Regions from separate parts of the Mus musculus genome. Here region 1 is linked to region 2. A link is a loop called in an ENCODE intact Hi-C map of the cell type or tissue named here. Cell type or tissue: left cerebral cortex. All regions are shown on one strand. Region 1 overlaps Ank3 (ankyrin 3, epithelial). Region 2 overlaps Ank3 (ankyrin 3, epithelial).

The links. Peaks named below come from ENCODE experiments on the same cell type or tissue, not always from the same donor. Only the 100,000 strongest peaks of a DNase experiment are listed, where the experiment ranks them.
Region 1: a loop joins it to region 2, with 2.3 times the contacts of the local background. A loop is called at or near these places in 3 of 42 quality-filtered maps.

What each region holds. Positions count from the first base shown.
Region 1 is chr10:69,638,368-69,640,867 of GRCm38, forward strand. All of the region lies in intron 1 of Ank3 (ankyrin 3, epithelial), which reads left to right. Among named protein-coding and RNA genes, the nearest start is that of Gm33464, 77 kb to the left of the region's middle. In left cerebral cortex, CTCF peaks have their summits at 950 (motif pointing right) and 2,473 (motif pointing left); a DNase peak (open chromatin) is centred at 33.
Region 2 is chr10:69,573,072-69,575,571 of GRCm38, forward strand. The region is part of intron 1 of Ank3 (ankyrin 3, epithelial); the gene reads left to right. Among named protein-coding and RNA genes, the nearest start is that of Gm33464, 11 kb to the left of the region's middle. In left cerebral cortex, no CTCF peak of the experiment used is centred here; DNase peaks (open chromatin) are centred at 1,262 and 1,396; H3K27ac peaks cover 968 bases.

The DNA.
Region 1 (2,500 bases), 65 kb after region 2:
GAAGTGTGCAGCTAAGCCCCGGGGCCGGGACTTTCATGCCGGGTCTGCAGGGAGGAATTGCGGTGTTCTGTGTTGGGTGGTGTGTTAGGATGAAGCCATCCACTGTTGATGTCTGAGCTATGCTTTCAGCTCTCTCTGGCTCAGGCCTCAAACCCTCGACTCTGAATCAGAAGTGCTTGCCTTGGAGCTGTGGTCCATTTCAGAAAGACAAGCCCAAGGAGCTCTACAGAGATGGATAGCAGGTGTGTCTAAGAGACACGGGTAGATTTCCGAAGGAGTGGCATACTCAGGGAGGCAATTCAGGCTCTTGGAGTGAGGTCTCTCTGGTTAATTAAGGTTGGAATCCATAAAGTGGAAGCAATATAGTTGCTAGTCGAGAAAGACTGAGAAAGCTTTCTGGAAACAGCATGAAATACCGTCATGTATCATTAATTAGTGTGGGGGCGGGGGGAGGATCAATGCTTCAGGATGGGAGCTCTAGGATGTTGGCTAGAGCTGGAAGCAGGTGACGGTGATGAAGCAGAAGAGGCAGGCACAGAAAGCAGCTAAGGTTGTAAGATCTACAAGATCTCTTGTGACACATCCAGATGTTTGCCTGTCAGGTGGACGTTTCTAGTTAGTACAGGACCCAGAGAGATGTCCTCAACTCCTGTCAGATCTTCTTAGAGGATTTGGAAAGGATGGGAGTAGACAGGTGTGCTGTTTATTACAGATGTGGACATCTCTCTGATAGAGACAGCCCTGAAAATAAGTGCCCAGCTTTTGACTCCCGGACTTAGAGACTAAAAGCTTTTAAAAGTCATGGGAACAGACGCTGCTGTTGTTTAATATCATGCACCTGTCCTTTGAGAGTGGAATCTAACACTCCTATAAAAGTTAAAGATTTATTCTGAATTATGAGTATCTGCGTTTGTCTGTATGGGGAGATAGATGCATGATTGCAGTGCCCATAGAAGCCAGAAGAGGGCATCAGATCCCTGGGAACTGAAGTGGTTGGGAGCCCCCTGATGCAGATGCTGAGAACCAAACTGAGGTCCTTAACTAAAGCAGTTAACAGTATTCATTGCTACACGATCTCTCCAGCCCCATACTGACCTGCTCCAGATACAGTTAAATTCTTTGTGGTATGAGTTCTGGTGACAAATGTGTCGTCACCTACGTTGATGGGGTGTATCTCCTGGTTTTAGCTCATTCATTTTGTTTGGTCTTCTCTTTTCTGAGACAGGGCATGCAGGTAGCTCAAGTTAGCTTGGAACTTACTATGGAGACCAGGCTGGCCTCAAACTCACAATGAAGCCAAGGCTAGTTTAAACTTGCTTTTGTGCCTGCCCCTGCTTCCTATGTGCTGGTCCTCTCAGCACACACCATTACATCTATTATTTATATTTTATGTTGAATTAGGATAATCTCACATGTTTCCAGGATAGCAAGGTGGCACAGAAGTTAGAGGGTGCTTGCTGCCAAGCTTGACAACCCAAGTTCTATCCCCAGAATCCACATGGTGGAAGAAGAGAACCAACTTTCACAAGTTGCCTTCTGATCTACACACACACACACACACACACACACACACACACACAGAGAGAGAGAGAGAGAGAGAGAGAGAGAGAGAGAGAGAGAGAGAGAGAATCTCAAAAATCACACATATTTAATTATGTCACAGCCACTAAGCCCTTCACGTCCATCATATGATTGACAGGCCCAAGAGCATGCACCTGATCTTTTCTTCTACCTACAGGCCACACTCCAGTGACATGATTGTGAGTCTCATGGTGCTCTGCCTGAATTTATAACCCTTTTGACCATTTCCGGAAGCTATCTAACCACGGGCTGTGTTTTCAGGAGCTACCTGATTGCTGGCTACTTTTGTTTACATTTACATTTTCCGCTCTTGTTTTCTGTGTCTCCCTTTTTCTCACCTTTTCATCCAAAAGTGCTCCAGGCCGTTCACTAGGAAAAGCAGCTTCCTGCTTAGCCATACCAGACACATAGTAGGACCCTTCCAAGGAAGCAGGGGGTGAGTTGTAGCTTTTAAGAAGAAAACTTATGGAAACATCACTTGAGAATTATGGCACCCGCGAGCTTCTAGTCAGCTGTTCTCCGAGTCACTGTGATGGCACTCCAGACCCATCGGAGGCAGCCAGGTGTCAGTGGGAAAACACAGCACACTTCCGTTCCCAGCAACGTTCAGCCCTGTGCATTGCGGATGATACCTTGCCTGGTCATCTGTCTGTGTGGAGTACAGCAGCAGCAGCCCCGACATTTTTCTGTTTCTTGGATATGCCAGCTAATGTCCACAGTTCTCTCTTTAAATCCTAACAACCATGCTAAGCCACAGGATCTTGTGGGGGCCTGGGGAGAGGGCTGCGAGTTAAGAGCACCAGCTGTCCCTGCAGAGAACCCAGGTTTGTTTCCTAGCATCCACAGGGTGGTTCAAGTCACAGGGGATCCAGTGCCCTCTTGAGGCTTCTGTGAGAGCTGCATACACGTGGTACACAGA
Region 2 (2,500 bases):
GTCTCTATTTCGACAATGGCAAAAGAAATAAATACATTTATCTGAAATTCAGGATCTGGCAGTTTCAACAGATTCAGCCATCTCTTCCTGCAGAAGCTTCCAGAAGCTCCATTTACCCCCATGGGCCATCTCTGTTCCATTGGATAAACTGCAAATACTGATTAGCCACATGCGGTGGGAATAACAGAGCGCAGGAGCCCATTGTTAACACTGTGCCCTCCACTCTACTTAGTGATAATACGAGGAGGCTGTAATTGCTTGGCTGCCTGTTGTTTTCTTTACTTGGCTAGGCAGAGTGTTTTCTATTCTACATCTCACATCCTCGGGTGGAGGAGAGACAGGGATTGTCCCTCTCGGGGACAATATTGGTCCATGGGCGGAGGCAACCCTACAATGGCTGGCATATTGTTTCCATCCATCAAGTATCAAGGTGAACAAAGAAGGGACTGGGGCAGACCTACAGTTTTACCTTTTCCTTGAGGAGGGAGAGGTGATTTGGGGGAAGGGAACCAAGAAGGGGGTGTGGCTCATTTAAGAAAATGCTTGCAAGCCTTTATGAAGCCCTCTGCTCAGTCCCCACACTGTATAAGCCAGGCTCGGGGTGGGGTGGGGTGGGGTGGGGTGGGGTGGGGCACAAGCCCTTCTACTCTCAGAACTGCAAAGGTACTGATCAGCAGATCAGAAGTTCAAAGTCACCCTTTGCTACCTATAAAGTCTAGGATACTTGAAATCGTATCATGAGAGAGACAGAGACAGAGATGTTGTGTTTATATAAAAAGAAAAGAAAGGCCAGGGATATGTTTGGTGCAGGTGCAGTAAGGTGTGAGGGAAGGGAGTGCCTCTGTGGCCCCATGCTGAGGCATCCCTTCCCCCTGAGGGACCAGCCACATGAAAGTATAGGATAGGATAGAGCTTATTTAGGACATGGGGAGGGGAGTTGAGACAGATAGGCAGGGAGAGAGAGAGAGAGAGAGAGAGAGAGAGAGAGAGAGAGAGAGAGAGAGAGAGAGAGAGAGAGAGAGAGAGAGAAGGCCGGCATGGGCACTTGAAGAGAACGGGGGGAGGAAATAGGAAGAAAAGAGACAGAGGAAGAAGAGGGCAAGAGGAGGGAGAAAGAGAAGAGAGGGAGAAGGCGGCAAGCAGCCCCTTTTACAGCGAGTCAGGCACACCGGGCTGTTGCCAGGTAACTGTGGGGCGGAGCCTAGAATGACAGCAATCTGGGCTAAATCCCGTGGTTCAGACAACAACTTGGGGAGTATCTGGAAACGTGAGCTCAATAAAGAATTGATGCCTTTTAAACCTTCCGCAAACTTCTGGTTAACATCTACTAGCCTATGAAGACCTGCTCAATAGCTTAATGAACCACATCTCTGGGGAGTAGTCCTGGAGCCCAGGCTGCTGAGCCCAGCTAGTTCTCAGCCGCCGCTTGAAGACCGACCTGCTGTGATAAGATTGGGTTTGGTTTTGAGTAGCTAAGCAGGCTTCGCAGCAGGAGGCTGCTTGAGATTTCCCCCACCATCCACCAGACTGCTTTGTATGGTTCCCACTGGAAGGCTAGGGAGGAGTCTCTCTGCTATTTTTTTTTTTTTTTTTTTTTTGTCACAAGGTACCACCTCAAACACAAGCCTTTTCCCATATACAAGACAGAAAGCTGTCATTAACTGATATGGTTGGCTCGTGGCTGTGATTTGTGTAATTGCAGGGTTTTTTTTGTTTTGTTTTGTTTTGTTTTTTACATATACTAATGGTTTTTATTTACATAAAAAAACACCAGTCTCTCAGGTAGCACTAGCAAGCTCTGAGGAATGGAAACATATATACCTGCGGAGGTTTAGGCTGGTGTGGATTTAACGCACTGCCCTCCATTACGGTAGATCACCTTTTTCCTTGAGTGCTAACATTTTTTGCACAGCACTGAATCAACTAAAACACACACACACAGACACACACAGACACACACACACACACACACACACACACACACCGAGCGTTCCAAAGGACTTTGTAGTTTTGCTGAGCTGGGAACGCATTTGGCCCAGTGTGCAATGATTGGCAAGGCCCCTCCCCTCTTCACCCGCCCCAGAGCTTCTGTCTGCTCTGCTGCACCCAGATTGTGTTATTATTCGTTTGTGTATGAGGAGGGAATTGTGTGGTTAAAGGACCCCCCTCCCAGTTTGAGGAAACCCTAAAATCTCTAGTTCTCTCACAAACGTCATCACTAGGGGGATTGTATTGAGGCTCTGATTCTCATACACGTCCACCTTTGACCACATGGCCTTACATGCAAAATAAATAAAATATTTGAGGAAGATGTAAAACGATTATCCTCTAGACATAAGCCAGCCCAGCTCATGACAATTTTATCCTGCACTAAAAACAATGGGGTCAAGAATTGATTTCCTCAGGAAGGCATTGACAGCTGCCCGGTGCTAAGGATCTCTCACCAGAGGTCCCATCTCCAGAGAAACCTACCCAGAGCCCTCCTCCCCATCCTTTGGTT